Linked DNA regions of Homo sapiens: region 1 is linked to region 2. Evidence: chromatin loops called from intact Hi-C (ENCODE). Cell type or tissue: gastrocnemius medialis. All regions are shown on one strand. Links, peaks and the distances in the headings refer to the core of each region. The heading gives the core; the rest is flanking DNA. Region 1 overlaps SOX2-OT (SOX2 overlapping transcript). Region 2 overlaps LOC101928882 (a long non-coding RNA gene).

Region 1 (10,071 bases), core at 5,026-7,525, 270 kb after region 2:
TTAGGAAATGACCAAAAAACCCCATCACTGTCTGAGTTTTCAGAGCTCTTATGACTTGTGTGTTTAGAGAGGAAGTCTTGTGGCTGACTAGTTTAGCACACATGAGGTGACAAGCTTAGAATGAGCTGAATGCTGGTTAGAATAATGTTATTTTTAAATGGCAGTATGCTGCTTCTAAGGTAGATTAGCATTACCCCTGCTTTGGTTTTCAATTCTCTGAAATACAAAATCCGTTCTCCAAGTGATGCAAAAGAATTCTGGCTTAGGATAGTATTGCATGTTGAATAAATTCTTATTAGTAATTTATTTTTTTGTCATTTTATGATGCTCAGTAACCTGTAGTCATAACAATATCAGAATTAGCCTACCAAAGGGTCATTATTCTGTGGAGTTGGAAAATAAGTGGAGATGTAAAATTGCACTTTAATTTACATTTTGTTATTTTCCATGTAAATTGAGTACCTGAAATCAAAGATTCTATTTACAATATTGTTTTTGAAAGTCATCCATCATGTATAAATGAGTAGATAAGAATTTCTAAAGCTCTCCTAAGCAAATAGGAAGAAGGAGCATGTTATAAGACGAATCAACGTAATATTTTCTCTTTTTTTTCTTTAATTTTTAAATTTTACTTTAAGTTCCGGGATACATGTGCAGAATGTGCCGGTTTGTTACATAGGTATACATGTGCCATGGTGGTTTGCTGCACCTATTGACCCCTCCTCTAAGTTCTCTCCCCTCATCCCCCACCCCCCCAACAGGCCCTAGTGTGTGTTGTTCCCCACCATGTGTTCTCATTGTTCAACTTCCACTTACGAGTGAGAACATGCGGTGTTTGGTTTTCTGTTCCTGTGTTTATTTGCTGAGGATGATGGCTTCTAGCTTCATCCATGTCCCTGCAAAGGACACGATCTCATTCCTTTTTATGGCTGCGTAGTATTCCATGGTGTACATGTACCGCATTTTCTTTATCCAGTCTATTATTGATGGGCATTTGGGTTGGTTCCAACTCTTTGCTATTGTAAATAGTGCTGCACTAAACATACATGTGCATGCGTCTTTATAGTAGAATGATTTATATTCCTTTGGGTATATACCCAGTAATGGGATTGCTGGGCCAAATGGTATTTCTGGTTCTAGATCCTTGAGGAATCACCACACTGTCTTCTACAATGGTTGAACTAATTCACATTCCCACCAACAGTGTAAAAGCATTCCTATTTCTCCACAGCCTCGCCAGCATCTATTGCTTCTTGACTTTTTAATAATCACCATTCTGACTGGTGTGCGATGGTATCTTATTGTGGTTTTGATTTACATTGCTCTAATGATCAGTGATGTTGAGCTTTTTTTCATGTTTGTTGGTCACGTAAATGTCTTCTTTTGAGAAGTGTCTGTTCATATCCTTTGCCCACTTTTTGTTGGGATTGTTTTTTTCTTGTACATTTGTTTAAGTTCTTTGTAAATTCTGGATATTAGACATTTGTCAGATGGGTAGATTACAAAAATTTTCTCCCATTCTGTAGGTTGCCTGTTCACTCTGATGATAGTTTCCTTTGCTGTGCAGAAGCTCTTTAGCTTAATTAGATCCTGTTTATCAATTTTGGCTTTTGTTGCAATTGCTTTTGGCATTTTTGTCATGAAGTCTTTGCCCATGCCTATGTCCTGAATGGTATTGCCTAGGTTTTCTTCTAGGGTTTTTATGATTTTGGGTTTTACATTTAAGGGTTTAATCCATCTTGAGTTAATTTTTGTATAAGGTGTAAGGAAGGGATCCAGTTTTGGCTTTCTACATATGGCTAGCCAGTTTTCTCATCACCATTTATTGAATAGGAGATCCTTTCCCCATTGCTTGTTTTTGTTAGGTTTGTTAAAGATCAGATGGTTGTAGATGTGTGGTATTATTTCTGAGGTCTGTTCTGTTCCATTGGTCTGTATGTCTGTTTTGGTACCAGTAGCATGCTGCTTTGGTTACTTTAACCTTGTAGTATAGTTTGAAGTCAGGTAGCATGATGCCTCCAGCTTTGTTCTTTTTGCTTAGGATTGTCTTGGCTATACAGGGACTTCTTTGATTCCACATGAAATTTAAAGTAGTTTTTTCTAATTCTGTGAAGAATGTCAATGGTAGTTTGATGGGAATAGCATTGAATCTATAAATTACTTTGGGCAGTATGGCCATTTTCACGATATTGATTCTTCCTATCCATGAGGATGGAATGTTTTTCCATTTATTTGTGTCCCCTCTTATTTCCTTGAGCCGTGTTTTGTAGTTCTCCTTGAAGAAGCCTTTCACTTCCCTTGTTAGGTGTATTCCTAGGTATTTTATTCTCTTTGTAGCAATTGTGATTGAGAGTTCATTCATGATTTGGCTCTCTGCTTATCTATTATTTGTGTAAAGGAATGCTTGCGATTTTTGCACATTGATTTTGTATCCTGAAGCTTTGCTGAAGTTGCTTATCAGTTTAAGGAGTTTTTGGACTGAGATGATGGGGTTTTCTAATTATGAAATCATGTCATCTGCAAAAGAGATAATTTGACTTCCTCTTTTCCTATTTGAATACACTTTATTTCTTTCTCTTGACTGATTGCCCTGGCCAGAACTTCCAATACTATATTGAATAGGAGTGGTGAGAGAGGGCATCCTTGTTGTGTACTGGTTTTCAAAGGGAATGCTTCCAGCTTTTGACCATTCAATATGCTATTGGCATGTGTTTGTCACAAATAGTTCTTATTATTTTGAGATATGTTCCATCAATACCTAGTTTATTGAGAGTTTTTAACATGAAAGAACATTGAATTTTATCAAAGGCCTTTTCTCCATCTATTGAGATAATCATGTAGTTTTTGTCTTTGGTTCTGTTTATGTGATGGATTATACATGTCTTCAGTTCTGTTTATGTGATGAATTTGCATTATTTTGAACCAGCCTTGCATCCCAGGGATGAAGCTGACTTGACCGTGGTGGATAAGTTTTTTGATGTGCTGCTGGATTCAATTTGCCAATATTTTATTGAGGATTTCACATTGATATTCATCAAGGATATTGGTCTGAAGTTTTCTTTTTTTGTTGTGTCTCTTCCTGGTTTTGGGTATCAGGATGATACTGGCTTCATAAAATGAGTTAGGGAGGAGTCCCTCCTTTTAAATTATTTGGAATAGTTTCAGAAGGAAGGGTACCAGCTCCTCTTCATACCTCTGCTGGAATTCGGCTGTGAATCCATCTGGTCCTGGGCTTTTTTTGGTTGGTAGGCTATTAGTTACTGCCTCAATTTCAGAACTTGTTATCGGTCTATTAAGAGATTGGACTTCTTCCTGGTTCAGTCATGGGAGGGTGTATGTGTACAGGAATTTATCCATTTCTTCTACATTTTCTAGTTTATTTGCATAGAGATGTTTATAGTATTCTCTGATGGTAGTTTGTATTTCTTGGGGTCATTGGTGATATCCCCTTCATCGTTTTTGTATTGTGTCTATTTGATTCTTCTCTCTTTTCTTTTTTATTAATCTAGCTAGCTGTCTATCTATTTTGTTAATTTTTTTCAAAAAACCAGCTCCTGGATTCATTGATTTTTTTTGGAGGGTTTTTTGTGTCTCTATCTCCTTCAATTCTGCTCTGATTTTAGTTATTTCTTGTCTTCTGCTGGCTTTTGGATTAGATTGCTCTTGCTTCTCTAGCTCTTTTACTTATGATATTAAGGTGTCAATTTGAGATCTTTCTAGCTTTCTGATGTGGGCATTTAGTGCTATAAATTTCCCTCTTAACACTGCTTTAGCTGTATCCCAGAGATTCTGGTACATTGTCTCTTTGTTCTCATTGGTTTCAAAGAACTTCTTGATCTCTGCCTTAATTTCATTATTTACCTAGGAGTCATTCAGGAGCAGGTTGTTCAATTTCCATGTAATCGTGTGGTTTTGAGTGAGTTTCTTAATCCTGAGTTCTAATTTGATTGCACTGTGGTCTGAGAGACTGTTTGTTATGATTTCACTTCTTTTGGATTTGCTGAGGAGTGTTTTACTTCCAATTATGTGGTTGATTTTAGAATAAGTGCCATGTGACACTGAGAAGAATGTATATTCTGTTGATTTGGGGTGGAGCATTCTGTAGATGCCTATTAGGTCCACTTGATCCAGAGCTGAATTCAAGATCTGAATATCCTTGTTAATTTTCTGTCTCATTGATCTGCCTAGTATTGACAAAGGGGTGTTAAATTCTCCCACTATTATTGTGTGTGAGTCTAAGTCTCTTTGTAGATCTCTAAGAACTTGTTTTATGAATTGGAGTCCTCCTATATTGGGTGCATATATATTTAGAATAGTTAGCTCTTCTTGTTGAATTGTTTCCTTTACCATTATGTAATGCCTTTCTTTGTCTTTTTTAATCTTTGTTGGTTTAAAGTCTGCTTTGTCAGAGACTAGGATTGCAACCCCTGCTTTTTTTGCTTTTCATTTGCTTAGTAAATTTTCTTCCATCTCTTTATTCTGAGCCTATGTATGTCTCTGCACATGAGATGGGTCTCCTGAATACAGCACCTCGATGGGTCTTGCCTCTTTATCCAATTTGCCAGTCTGTGTCTTTTAATTGGGGAATTTAGCTCCTTTACATTTAAGGTTAGTATTGTTATGTGTGAATTTGATCCTGTCATCATGATGCTATCTGGTTATTTTGCACATTAGTTGATGCTGTTTCTTCATAGTGTCATTGGTCTTTATATTTTGGTGTATGTTTGCAGTGGCTGGTACTGGTTTTTCCTTTCGATATTTACTGCATCTTTCAGGAACTCCTCCAAGGCAGGCCTGGTGGTAAAAATCCCTCAGCATTTGCTTGCCTGGAAAGGATTTTATTTCTCCTTCACTTATGAAGCTTAGTTTGGGTGGATATGAAATTCTGGGTTAAAAATTCTTTTCTTTAAGAATGTTGAATATTGGTCCCCAGTCTCTTCTGGCTTATAGAGTTTCTGCTTGAGATATCTGCTGTTAGCCTGATGGGCTTCCCTTTGTAGGTTGCCTGGCCTTTCTCTCTGGCTGCCCTTAACATTTTTTCCTTCATTTTGATCTTGGAAAATCTGATGATTATGTGTCTTGGGGTTGATATTCTCATGTAGTACCTTAGTGGTGTGCTCTGTATTTTCTGAATTTTCACATTGGCCTGTCTTGCTAGGTTGGAGACGTTCTCCTGGGTAATATCTTGAAGTGTGTTTCCCATCTTATTTCCATTCTCCCCATCTCACTCAGGTACTCCAATCAATTGTAGGTTCAATCTTTTTATGAAGTCTCATATTTCTTGGAGACTTTTTTCATTCCTTTTTCATTCTTTTTTCTCTAGTCTTGTCTGCATGCCTTATTTCAGCAAGGTGGTCTTCAAACTCTGTTATCCTTTTTTTCTACTTGATTGATTCAGCTACTGATACTTGTGTATGCTTCACAAAGTTCTTATACTGTGTTTTTCAGCTCCATCAGGTCATTTATGATCCTCTCTAAACTGGTTATTCTAGTTAGCAGCTCCTCTAACCTTTTATCCAGGTTCTTAGCTTCTTTGCATTGGGTTAGAACATGTTCCTTTAGCTCAGTGTAGTTTTTTATTACCCATCTTCTGAAGTCTACTTCTGTCAATTTGTCCATCTCATCCTCCATCCAGTTCTATGCCCATGCTGAGAGATGTTGCGATCATTTGGAGGAGAAGAGGTACTCTGGCTTTTTGGGTTTTCAGCGTTTTCACATTGATTCTTTCTCATCTTTGTGAGTTTGTCTAGTTTCGATCTTTAAGGCTGCTGACCTTTGGATGGGGTTTTTTGTGGGGGCCTTTTTGTTATTGATGATGCTGTTGTTGTTGCTTTCTGTTTGTTTTTCTTTTAGTGGTCAGATCCCTCTTCTGTAGGGCTGCTGCAGTTTGCTGGGGGTTCACTTCAGGCTTTATTCATCTGATTCACTCCCACACCTGGAGATGCCACTCAAGGAGGCTGCAGAGCAGCAAAGATGTGTGCCTGCTCCTTCTTCTGGGACTCTGACCTTGAGGGGCACCAACCTGATGTCAGTAGGATCACTCCTGTATTGGGTGTCTGACAACCCCTGTTGAAGGGTCTCACCCAGTTGGATGGCACAGGGAACAGGACCCATTTAATGAAGCACTTTGACTGCCCCTTGGTGGAGGGGGTGTGCTTCACTGTGGGGAAACACACTTGTCTGGGCTGCCTGGATTCCTCAGAACTACCAGGAGGAAAGGCTAAGTCTGCTGGTCCACAGAGACTCTGACCACCCCTCTCCCTAGGGTCTCAGGCTCTGGGAGACCCTGGTTCTGTCCCTGAGCCTCTGGCTGGAGTTATTGAAGTTCCTGCAGGGAAGCCCTGCCCGGTGAGGAATGAGGTGTAGAGTCAGGCCTGAAGAGGCAATCTGGCTGCAGTCTGCCAAGCCAATGTGTTGGGCTGTGGAGGACACATCATGGGACCAAGCCATCCAGCCTCCCTGGCTCCAGCAGGGGAAAAGCATGGCCTGGAGCTATAGAGATGAATGCTGCCCTCCCCTGACCCAGGGAGCTTAGCATGTTAGGCAGTTGTGAGTCCCAGTGCTGGCTGCTGCCCCTCCCCCAAGGAGCTCAAGCTGCTTAGACAGCAGGCAGCTACAGCTGTGGTGCTTGTTGCCCCTCTCCCTGGAAGCTCAACAGCTGAGAGGCTGTTGAGAATCTGTGCAGCTTGGGGGTTGGGATGCTAGGCCCCAACAGCATGGGTTCACAAGTGGGATCTTCTGATCCGGGGGTTGCACAGTTCTGTGGAAAAAGCACGGTTTCCTCAGTTGGGTAGCATGCTCACTCACTGCCTCCCTTGGCTGGGGGTTAGGGGCTCCCCTGACCCATGTGGCTCTCAGGTGGGCTACTGTACCACACTTCTCTTCCTTCCTCTCCATGTATATCGCACCAGCCTCCTAGTCAGTTTTGATGAGAGAACTTGAATACCTTGGTTGCCGGTGAAGGATTCACATGCTTACTCTGGTTCTTTTCCATGGGAGCCTCTGATTGCTGCTGTTTCTAGTCAGCCATCTTGGCCCTGCCCTCCTTCATAATATTTTCTTTACCCAGACAAATTATACTGTGTATTAACAGCTAAGAACAGTTAGTAAAGAAATTTGACATGTATTCTGATTGTTAGTTGAGTAAATATCAATGAGTTGAAAATTCATTCTGATCTGTGGCTAGCCTTTGATGAAGTTTTAAAATCTTTCTGTTCCTCAGTTTCCTCATCTTTAAAGTAGTTGTAATGATCCCATTTATCTCATAAGCATAATCATATACTGGTATAGGACATGGTGAGACTCCTGGAAAAGTGTTCTGAGATATGAGCAGATGGATGTGGTTGTTATTTCCATAGTATGTTAGTAAGACAAACATGTTACAAGAACAGCCTGGGTTGCTTTATGGCATCTTACTGTTTACAAAATTAAAGAGCAGCTGTTATATTATTATTTAGCCCCACAAACTTGTTATTAAGATTAGAATAACTACACAAATTAAGATGATCATATATAAACTATATATTTGCATAAATGATAAAATAATAATGGAAATCTCTTAATGGGAAAGAACCACTCAGACATCTAAATAACAATAAACTGTCATTTTCTATATTCCCTTCCAGTTCTAGTCCAATACTTTTGACCTTTTTAGATTAGAATGGTAGAGGAGGAAAAGTAACTTTTTCCTCAACCCTCATGGGTTCTTAGTTGGAATGAATCCCCATAACAAAAGACAGATTAACTAGAGAAAAACAAACAGAAGTTTACTAATATATTTCGTATATATGTGGGAGATACCTAGGGGCTGAGTAATTCTCAAAGAGGTAGTTTTGAATTCTAGCTTATATAGCATCTTCAGCAAAGAATAGTAAATTTTTAGAGTAGTGACAGAACAAAGGAAGAGAACTGTGTCTGTAGGGACAGGAAATTGTGAGAAGGCAAATAAATGGCACATAAGGGCTAGTTAGTAAATCTTGTTCATGTAGAGTCATCTGATGCCATCTCCAGGCCAATAAGAGTCTAAAATTGTCTTCAGTGCTTAACCTTTGTCCTCCCTGCTAGAGAAGGGGGGAGGGATACTCTTGTCTTTCTAAATTTATATCCTGCTTTTAGGCAATTAGAAAGCAGAGAGCTTTCCTGCCCTCTCAATTGCCTTGGGTTCAAAACAGTCCTTAAGCCAAAGAAGCATATTTTGGGGTGGCATGTTCTTGTCTCCCACATAATCATAATAGAGATAAAATTTACTACTCTCTTTTGTAACAATATACTCTATTTCCCCATATTTTGCATAGTTTTTCAAACTGCCATTTTATATGACTGTGTAATGTTCCATTAGATACAAGTATTATAATGTACTTGACCATATTCCTATTGCTGGTAATCTGTCTTTATCTAAAAAGGAGTAATGAAAAGTTAAAAGTGTTCCACTGTAGCTGGTAGAAATTGGTCAATGATGAGGAAAGGCTGTAAAGTGTCACTTTAACTCTGGGGTCTTGTACATAGGAGTGCAGCTGAGGACAGTAAGTGAAGATACAGATTTGGGAAATATCAGCACGTAGATAAGTCATTCAAGACATGGGGACTTGAAATGAGGCAGGATTAGTGTAGATAGTTCAAAGAGTAACTGAGGACAGGAATCTAAAGGACAGCCACATTTAAGGACAAGCAGAGGGAACAAAGTTCAAAGGAGATGAAGAAGGAGTAGTCAGAAAGAAAGAGTAATGTCACAGAAGCCTGCTGAGGCCTGTGTTAGTCTATGACTTACACAGGGGCAGAACTGACTCTGGAATCTAGGGCTATTGATTTCAACTCCAGGTAGAGTTCTCCCACCTTGTAGGTAGGCACGATTCTCTCCTTTAACACTGTTTTCTACCTGGTTCCCATCAAGGACAGGATGCCTTCAGCTACAGATCTGTTTTGATTCCTTTAAATTGTGTTAGTCTCTCAATTTAAACACATAAACAAAGTCTAAGAAGGGACAGCTTGGTATAAAAGTTGTTTTGTGTATTTCTACTGGTATCTTACAGCAGTGATTGGCAAAAACTGGTTCAAGGACATTGGAAGTTCAGTTTCAGTAGCCCTAAATTGGGGTCCAGGCTTTTATTTTTTAATGATTTCCCAGGTACTTCTGATGAACATTCAGGTTTGGGAAACTTTGGCTTATTTATCCGAAGAGCATAAAATCTTCACAGAAGATTTTAGAATGGGACATCTAGAGGTTTGCTATACCAGGAGTAAAGAGATGAAGCATAGTCCAATTTTCATGACAACTTATTCTCATAAAGAAGTGGTCCAGAGCACTTGTATTTGCAGATCTTTTTTTCTTTGTTCAGAATATTAGGCAGGGTTCTGAGGAAATTGAAAAGAAGACAGCATGAATGAATGACTGAATGCACTCAATCTATAGAGGGAATGAGATCCCCAGATAGATATTAACAGAAAGAACATGTTTAAAGATAATCACAGCCAGTGGGAAAGGCAGAGTGGTATCCTCTGAGGGAGGAGCCTTGCAGGCTCCCTCACTTGCATCCTGTTTTCATTTCTTGGACCGCTTCATGGAAACTGTGTGTTGCTGTGGAACATGCCTTGGACTTGGCATGAGATGCCTTGAATTGAATGTCCACGGATATGGTTTGGCTCTCTGTCCCCACCCAAATCTTTTGTTGGATTGTAATCCCCAATGTTGGCAGAGGGACTTGGTGGGAGATGATTGGATTATGGGTGCAGATTTCCCCCTTGCTGTTCTGGTGGTGACAGTGAATTCTCATGAGATCTGGTTGTTTAAAAGTATGTAGCAGCTGGGCGCAGTGGCTCATGCCTGTAGTCCCAGCACTTTGGGAGGCCAAGGGGGGCAGATCACCTGAAGTCAGGAGTTCGAGACCAGCCTGGCCAACATGGTGAAACACTGTCTCTACTAAAAATACAAAATTAGTTGGGCATGTTGGTGTGCACCTGTAATCCCAGCTACTCAGGAGACTGAGGCATGAGAATCGCTTGCACCTGGGAGGCGGAGGTTGCAGTGAGCCAAGATGGTGCCAATGTACTGTGGCCCGGGCAACAAGAGCAAAA
Region 2 (10,071 bases), core at 3,818-6,317:
TAGGCAGCATATAGTTGAAACTTGTTTATTTTTCAACCACAGTATGCCTTTTAATTAGAAAACTGAATTCATTTACATTTAATATTATTATTGACAAGTAAGGACCTACTACTGCTATTTTGTTGCTTAGTTTTTGGTCGCTTTTTAACTCCTTTTTTCCATTTTAACTGTCTTCTTTTGTGGTTAAGTGATTTTTTCTCTAGTAGTATGTTTTAATTTGTTGCTTTTTATTTTTAGTGAATCTATTACAGATTTTTATATTTTGGTTACCATGAGGCTTACATAAAACATCTTATGTATATAACAAGTTATTTTAAAGAGATGACAACTTATCTTAGATCAAAAGAAAGGTATAGAAACAAATTTTTGAAAAAGAAAAAATTCTATACTTTAACTCTATCCCCCTACATTTTGCCTCAATTTATATTATTTTTATATTACCTATCTCTTAACAGGTTGCTATAGCTATCATTGTTTTTCATAGATTCGAAGATGGGACTTTCATCACAGGACTCTGTGCAGACACTCCCCTGTACTAGCCTGGAGCTTGATAGCTCTGCTGTGTGAATAATCACTCAGTTTGGCTCTCAGGAAGCCACATCTCTAGGGGAAGGGGAGGAGCAATACATTAAGGAAGCACCCGTGGGACAAAAGAATCTGAAGAGCAGCCCTTGAGTCCCAGATCTTCCCTCTTACATAGCCCGCCCAAATGAGAAGGAACTAGAAAAACAATTCTGGTAATATGACAAAACAAGATTTTTTACCACACCCGAAAGATCACACTAGCTCATGAGCAATGGATCCAAACCGAGAAGAAATCCCTGAATTGCCAGAAAAAGAATTCAGAAGGTCGATTATTAAGCTAATCAAGGAGGCACCAGAGAAAGGTGAAGTCCAACTTAATGAAATAAAAAAAAAAGAAAATGATACAAGATATGAAGGGAAAGCCCTTCAGTGAAATTAGATGGCATCAATAAAAAACAATCAGTTTCTGGAAATGAAAGACACACTTAGAGAAATGCAAAATACACTATTAAGTCTCCATAATAGAATCAAACAAACAAAGAACTTCAGAGCTCAAAAACAAGGTTTTCAAATTAATTTTAAAATTACCAACAAAAAGTTTGAGACCAGATGGATTCACAGCTGAATTCTATCGGATATTCAAAGAAGAATTAGTACCAATCTTATTGGCACTATTCCACAAGATAGAGATAGAGATTCTATGAAGTCAGTCTCACCCTAATGCCACCTCACCTAAAACTACAGGCCAATATTCCTGATGAATATAGATGCAGAAATACTTAACAAAATATTAACTGAATCAAACAGCGTATCAAAAAGATAATCCACCATGATCAAGTGGGTTTCATACCAGGGATGCAGGGATGGTTTAACATACACAAGTCAATAAATATGATAAACTACATCAATAGAATTAAAAACAAACATTACATGATCATCTCAACAGACACAGAAAAAGCATTTGACAAAATCTAGCATCTCTTTAGGATTAAAAGCCTCAGGAAAGTCAGCACAGAAGGACATACCTTAATGTAATAAAAGCCATCTATGACAAACCCACAGCCAACTTAATACTGAATGATTCTGCACCTGAATCAATACAGAATATTGATTCTACTCATCCATACATGCTCATGGATGAGTAAAACCAATATTGTGAAAATGACCATACTGCCAAAAGCAATCTATAAATTCAATGCAGTTCCCATCAAAATACCACCATCACTCTTCACAGAGCTAGAAAAAATCCTAAAATTCATTTGGAACCAAAAAAGTTCAAAGCATTCCCCCTAAGAACTGGAGCAAGACAAGGATACCCACTCTCACCACTTCTATTTAACCTAGTACTGGAACGCCTAGCCAGAGCAAACAGACAAGAGAAAGAAATAAAGGGCATCCAAATTGATAAAGACGAAGTCAAACTCGCTGTTTGCTGATGATATGACTGTATACCTAGAAAATCCTAAAGACTTCTGCAAAAAGCTCCTAGAACTGATAAATGAATTCAGCAAAGTTTCAGGATACATAATCAATACACACAAATCAGAAGCTCTGCTATACACCAACAGTGACCAAGCTGAGAATCAAGAACTCAATCCCTTTTACAATAGCTGCAAAAAAAAAAAAAAAAAAAAACTAAAATTTTTAGGAATATATTAAATACCTAACCGAGGAGGTGAAAGACCTCTACAAGTAAAACTACAAAACACTGCTGAAAGAAATCATAGATGACACAAACAAACAGAAACACATCCCATGCTCATGGATGGGTAGAATCAATATTGTGAAAATGACCACACTGCCAAAAGCAATCTACAAAGTCAACGCAATGCCCATCAAAATACCACGATCATTCTTCACAGAACTAGAAAAAACATCCTAAAATTCATTTGGAACCAAAAAAGAGCCCGCATAGCAAAAGCAAGAAGAAGCAAAAAAAAACAAATCTGGAGGCATCACATTACCTGACTTTATACTACAAGGCCACGGTCACCAAAACAGCATGATACTGGTATAAAAATAGGCACATAGACCAACGGAACAGAATAGAGAATCCAGAAATAAAGCCAAATACTTACAGCCAACTGATCTTCAACAAAACAAACAAAAACGTAAAGTAGGGAAAGGACACGCTATTCAACCAATGGTGCTGGGATAATTGGCAAGCCACATGTATAAGAATGAAACCGGATCCTCATCTCTCACCTTATACAAAAATCAACTCAAGATGGATCAAAGACTTAAATTTAAGACCTGAAACCATAACAATTTTAGAAGATAACTTTGGAAAAACCCTTCTAGACATTGGCTTAGGCAAAGATTTCATGACCAAGAACCCAAAAGCAAATGCAATAAAAACAAAATTAAATAGATGGGACTTAATTAAAAACTTCTGTACAGCAAAAGAAACAATCAGCAGAGTAAACAGACAACCCACAGAGTGGGAGAAAATCTTCACAATCTATACATCTGACAAAGGACTAATATCCGGAATCTACAAGGAACTCAAACAAATCAGCGGTAAAAAAAACAGACAATCCCATCAAAAAGTGGGCTAAGGACACGAATAGACAATTCTCAAAAGAAAATATACAAATCGGCAACAAACATATGAAAAAATGTTCAACATCACTAGAGATCAGGGAAAAGCAAATCAAAACCACAATGAAATATCACCTTACTCCTGCAAGAATGGCCATGCTCAAAAAATTAAAATATAATAGATGTTGGCGTGGATGTGGTAAAAAGGGAACGCTTCTACGCTGCTGCTGGGAATGTAAACTAGTACAACCACTATGGAAAACAGTGTGAAGATTCCTTAAAGAAATAAAAGTAGAACTATCATTTGATTCAGCAATCCCATTTTGGATATTTACCCAGAGGAAAAGAATTCATTATACAAAAAAGATACTTGCACACGCACGTTTATAGCGGCACAATTCGCAATTGCAAAAATATGGAACCAGCCCAAATGCCCATCAATCAACAATTGGGTAAAGAAATTGTGATATATATGTACCATGGAATACTGCCAAGCCATAAAAGGAACAAAATAGTGGCATTCACAGTAATCTGGACATAATTGGAGACCATTATTCTAAGTGAAGTGACTCAGGAATGGAAAACCAAACATTGTATGTTCTCACTCATAAGTGGGCGCTAAGCTATGAGGATGCAGAGGCATAAGAGTGATACAATGGAGTTTGGGGCCTTGGGGGAAAGGGTAGGAAGGGGGTAAGGGATAAAAGATTACACACTGGGTACAGTGTACACTACTCGGATGATGAGTGCACAAAAATCTCAGAAATTGCCACTAAAGAAGTTATTCATTAATCAAACACCACCTGTTCCCCAGAAACCTACTGAAATAAAAAAAAATAAATTTTAAAAAATGCTTAACATCTCGAATCACCAGGGAAATGCAAATCAAAATCACAATGAGATATCACCTTGTACCTGTTAGAGTGGACATTATCAAAAAGATGATAGATAAGTGTTGCTGCAGATGTGGATGAAAAGGAGCCCTTGTACATTTTGTAGGAATGTTAATTTGTGGAGCCATTTTGGAAACAGTATGGAGGTTCCTCCAAAAACTCAAAATAGAATTACTATATGATTCAGCATTACTACTACTGGGTATATATCTAAAGGAAGTGAAATTAATATGTAAATGAAATACCTGTACCCTCATGTTTATTGCCACACTATTTACAATAGCCAAGATATGAAACCAATTTAAGTGCCCAGCAACAGATGAATAATTTTTTTTTTTGAGACAGAGTCTTGCCCTGTCACCCCGACTGGAGTGCAATGGCGTGATCTCGGCTCACTACAACCTCTGCCTCCCGGGTTCAAGCGATTCTTCTGCCTCCGCCTACCAAGTAGCTGGGTTTACAGGTGCGCACCACCACACCTGGTTAATTTTTGTGTATCTTTAGTGGAGACAGGGTTTCACCATGTTGGTCAGGCTGGTCTCGAACTTCTGACCTTGTGATCCACCCGCCTTGGCCTCCCACAGTGCTGGGATTACAGGTGTGAGCCACTGCACCTGGCCAAATGAATGTTTTTAAGTTTTACACACACACACACACACACACACACACACACACACACAATGAAATACTACTCAGCCATAAAAAAGCAGAAAAATTTGCAACATGAGTGAATCTAGAGGACATTGTGTTAAGTGAAATAAGCCAGGCACAGAAAGACAAATATCATGTAGTCTCACTTATATTTGATATCTAAAAAAATCACAGAGTAGAATGGTAGTTACTGGAAGTTGAGCGGGGTGAAAAGGGTGGAGAGGGAAAGGGGACATGTTGGTGAGAGGGTATGAAGTTCCAGTTAGACAAGAGGAATAAGTTCTGGTGATGTTTTGCACAGCAGGGTGACTTTAGTTAGTAATAACGTATTGTATATTTCAAAAATTTCTAAAACAGTGGATTTTAAATGTTCTCACCACAAAAAAGTGATAAGTATGTGAGGTGATGGATATGCTAATTGGCCTAATTTGCTTACTCCACAATGTATAGATGCATTAAAGCATCACATTGTACCCCATAAATATATACAATAATTATTTTTCAATTAAAAATTAAGAAAAATAGTTTAAGCTCTCCCCTATTCCTGATTGAATCTAGAATCTGCACCATTTGGTGGAGGTCTGCTTCCTTTGCTTCACTTTTACTCTAGATGGCAGCAGCAGAACAAAATAGAGGAGAAAAATCTGTTCTCAATGAGATGATTCCCTGTCTACTATGTAAAAAAAAAAATCTCAATGTTATTTGAAACAAAATATACCACTTAAAAATTTTCTTTCATTATAGAAATACTTTAACAGTATTTCAATTATTAAAAATCAATGTACAGATGTCTTCATAATTGTTCAACTTGTCAGGACACTAATAAGATATTTACAGAAATTTTTTATGATAATATTTCTGTAAAGACTCACTCACTGCTTATATTAACAGATTTACACTTGGAGGCTAAGGTGTCATGTTTGAATATCAAATACACTTTTTAAATTGATGGAAACATAAGGGATAAATAATCGAAGGGATAACAGAAATTCTCTGGGTGAATATATTACAGAAATAAAACTTTAATATTTCTCTAATAACCATGTTTTTAAGATTATTTCAAATAAAAATATACACATGAAACTGGCTTTAAATATATTAAAATTATAGCTTGTAAGCATTTAAAAAGAAATAATTTTATTATAAAACAACATTTTCCACCATCACACTTTAAACTGTGAGGATTTATGATGCAAGAGAATTTGTAGATGAGATTGCAGAAACACTGGAAACATTATAAAAACAAAGAGACCTAGAGAGGAACCAAGAGATTAAAAGAAAGATGCAAGTTATCATAATTTTCAAAAAGGCACTTCCAGAAAATATAATTTATTTTGCTTGACATTATAGCCTCACAAAACTCTCGTCTAGATTAAACAGAATTCCCAAGAGCTTAGAAAATAGAATTGTCCAAGTTTTGTGCCTTATAGCTCTATATTCATGCCTCTATATTCATAGATTTATGTATTTATTAAGACAATTTTCCTGCAGAGGGCATCAAAATATCTTGGAGAAGGGTTATCTTTTTCCAAATTACACAAAGGTGCCATTTGGACTAATGGTGGCACTGTTATCATGAATCAGAATGGCTTTACTAAATTAAAGCCCTGCCAAACTAAAACTTCCCTTTTTGTGCTAGAATTATTGGCTTAATAAGAATTTATTAATCAGAGCCTTCAGATTATCATTGTCCAATCAGTTATTTAACCAGATAGATGGAGAGGCAGCATAGAATAGTGTCAAGGAGGCAGGCTTTGGGTGGAGATCTTAGTTGGATTTCTAGCTCTGCCATTTACTCATAGGCCCCGCTTATGTTTATGTGAATTGGAAAGCAGCTTGGCATTCTGTGATTGGAACATTAATTTTTTATTTTCTTTATCTAACCATTGCATTCAAGAAATTTAACCTGAGGGAAAAATCAGGAAGGTGGAAAAAGCTTTATGCACAAAGAAATTAATCACTGTGTGATTTATAATAGTGAACAAACTGAAAATGAGGTACAACAGGGAAATGGTTAAGTGAATTACAAAATACAGTAAGATTCAGTAATCAAATGAGCATTTATCAAAGGTTTACAACATGCCATGTATTCTGCCTGGCACTGGAGATTCAGCACTGAACAAGATAGATATGGAATCTGACTTTTCTATGATAATTTAACATCAACTTAAAGTAAGCAGGAGGCAAGCACTTATAACACCATACTATCCACTATACGGTTTATATATGGATATATGTATATGTGTGTATATGCAGAAAAAATACTAGAAGAAAATAAATCAATATGTTAATAATTGTTAGGTCTTTTGTTATAATAATTTTATATACTTTTCAATATTTTCTACAATGAGAATGTTACTGTTAAAATTTTTTTTTTAATTATACAAAATGGCATTATACCAAAGGTAGGCTACAAAAGAAAACAAAATTATCGAATAATGTACTTAAAAGTCAAGATCACTTCATGGTACAGGAAATCCCTTCAGATATAAAGACATATTACATTGTCTTTTCTTGTATTTTGATTTCCATCACAGTGTCCTTTGGAAAGCTCACTTCCTCTCTAGCATTCGGAAGGCCTGTCTGTTCTTATGCGGGGAAGGAATGTGAATGCTAGCAGCACATTCCACCCTGGTGACACAAGGGGGTGCACAGGACTTGCTTCCAAATGTTTCCCTTTGTCTTCTTGGAAAGAAGAGGGAAAAAAAAACCTGACATTTGATTTGGTGACCAACTAAAATGTTTTAACAGGCTTATGTATACAGTTCACAGCGCGTTTCTAACGCGAGAGATCTCTGAGGGCATGATCCTGTGTACAAACCACTCCTACTTCCCCACATTTATTTCACAAGAAAAAATATTGCAGGAGAATGAGTGGCCTTTTAAAGCACAATTAGTGAAACAGGAGACTGCCTGAATGGCCCAGAATAGGGATTGTTAAAGAAATGATGGCACATAATAAACAAATTAGAAAATAACCATTAAAAATAATGTTGACATGGAAAGGACATTAAAAAGCAATTCATACAATAATACATACAATATGGTCTAATTTTTTTATTTAAATGTATTACATGAATAAGTAGAAAAATCTGGAAAGAGATATACCAAACTATTAACAGTCATTATCCTTGAAAGCTGGATGACAGGTTTATTACCTTCTTCCTATATATCTACATTTTACAATTTTTGTGTACAATGAATAAAAATTTGATTTTAAAATAAGAAAAATAAATGAGTATTCCCAAATAAGTACCAGTTCTTATGATCCTTATTAATTAAATATATGTAAATTGCTACAAATCACCCAGAGATATGGTGACAATATAGCCCTGTTTGCCAAAGACAATTTCACTTTGTAACTGTTGTTCTCATACAACTGTGAATAATGCCACTTTCACTCCAAAATTCTGAATAAGTCACCCTACATGTATATTTTTAAATTTGTACCCCTAGCAAGTTGTGCCACTTTTGTCCTTATATCAGCAGGTTGCTTCCAATCCAAAAGATCTCAATCCTTCTCTCTCCTAATATGCTAAGATGCAAGGCTAGTCCAGAAATCCTGAGATTCTCATGGCTGCACCAGGGTTAGCATGGGCCAGGGTATACCCCAAGACCCATCCAAATCACAGTCAAGACAGAATATTTTTGAGGCCCATCTTGACCCCTTGGCTGAAGTGCCTTTAAGGCACCCTACTAGCAGGACATCTTCTGACATGTTTTTTGAGACAGAACCCTGGCACTACTATGAGAGAGAATATTTTCCAAAGCACTGCTATACATGTAAAATCAATGATCCTACTGTCTTGGTTAAAATTCCTTGAATTAGAAGTAACAAACATGCTCAAATAACAAGTAAAAATGAAAAATTTGCAATTAATCTAAGAGTATCTCCCAACGTTTAGTACCTGGAGTCCGGCCAGGCTCTGGGTCTTAATTTCTAAGAGATACAATCTAATTGATTCAGTACAATGAATGGATTGGTTCCTCCTGGATTAGGTGTCCACCCTAACTCAATCAATTATGGCCAGGGAGTGGTGGAATAACAGTACTGAAATGGACTGCCCATGTGAATTAGGAAACGAGAATGTAGTCTGGGTAGATAGCCTCATGAAAATCTGCTTGCTAGCTTTCCCTCCTTCACGGAGAACTAGACAAGCTTCTCCTCTTCAATGACATACTCTGACTACATAGGCAGAAAAGAAGGAGCTTTTACCTGTACATCAGAAGTATTGTGATGATACCTCCAATGATACCCTTGACCATAGTTTTCAGCACAGCTGCCTCATAATTTCTTAATTCTATTGCCAACTTCCACAAGAACTGGGACCATAGTCCTTATCCACTTTCTCCATACTTTACATTCTATGATAAGGAGTCATGAGGAAGTTTCGGGTCACCCATCTGAACAGCAAAAACTTTATTCTTTTGCTTTTTCATCCATTCAGTCATGTAACAAACATTTATTGCATTTCTATCAATTGTCAGGACCTGTACTTAGTGCTGTGGGCAGAGATAAGACATGGTCCTTATTCACAGGCATTCACAATGTAGTGAGAGTCAAAGAGATAAAAGAATAATTATGTTACAATGTGATATGACATACAACAGAAGTATATATAGAGTGTGCTGAGTGCAGAGAAAAAGGATCTAAACCATCCCTTTGAGAAATTCAGAAAGGCATTAAAAAGGTGATTATATTCTATTTAGATGCTGAAAAAAATACTTTTCTTGATGGAGATGAAGTCTCCCAGCTAAAATACAACAATAATAAATAGCTACCATATCCTTAATATTTACTGCATATAGAGACACTCTGACATATGCTGTACATGGATTATCTCGTTTAAACTTTACAGCCCAACTGGTCTGCTTGTCACACCATTGCCCGTATGTATCTCAGGACCAGCCAACCATTTAGAACAGAACTACGAGCACATAGGGATTTTAATAAATGCCAACAAATTAACTGAAAATATTCTATGTTAATATGTATGAAAACAAGAGCTTTTATCTACTGCTGATGGAAATATAACTTCCTCAAGGACAATTTGTCAATGTGCATCAAAACTTACTCCTGGAAATTTGCCTTAAGGAGATAATTGAGAATTTAGGCAAGGTTATAACTACAAGTATGTTCATCACAGTATTTTTCCTTTTTAATTTTTTCTTTTTTTCCGTATCTCCTCAAGTTCCCTTTACCACATCACAGTATTTTTTATAACAATCTAAATTGAAGTTGTCCAACAATATCACAAAAATATGGTATAGAAGCATATTTGTTTGGTATAAAGATGTCCATAACAAGTTAATATTCAATATATAAACAGAATATATAAAATTGTCTCTATTTTACTTTATAACTGTATATATACAAATATGTGTATATAAATTTAAAATGTACACATATATTTTAAATGTGTAACTGTCTTTATAGACATGTATTTTATTGCATATATGT

The links. Hi-C counts contacts between places; a loop is a spot of excess contacts. Peaks named below come from ENCODE experiments on the same cell type or tissue, not always from the same donor. Only the 100,000 strongest peaks of a DNase experiment are listed, where the experiment ranks them.
Region 1: it touches region 2 in a loop (2.7-fold over the local background); 4 of 110 quality-filtered maps call a loop at or near these places.

What each region holds. Positions count from the first base shown.
Region 1 is chr3:181,068,747-181,078,817 of GRCh38, forward strand. The region is part of intron 1 of SOX2-OT (SOX2 overlapping transcript); the gene reads left to right. Among named protein-coding and RNA genes, the nearest start is that of SOX2-OT, 17 kb to the left of the region's middle. RefSeq lists an enhancer at 6,457-7,088. In gastrocnemius medialis, for the core only: no CTCF peak of the experiment used is centred there; no DNase peak of the experiment used is centred there.
Region 2 is chr3:180,797,813-180,807,883 of GRCh38, forward strand. The region is part of intron 3 of LOC101928882 (a long non-coding RNA gene); the gene reads right to left. Among named protein-coding and RNA genes, the nearest start is that of FXR1, 110 kb to the right of the region's middle. RefSeq lists an enhancer at 6,919-7,456. In gastrocnemius medialis, for the core only: CTCF peaks have their summits at 5,210 (motif pointing right) and 5,409; no DNase peak of the experiment used is centred there.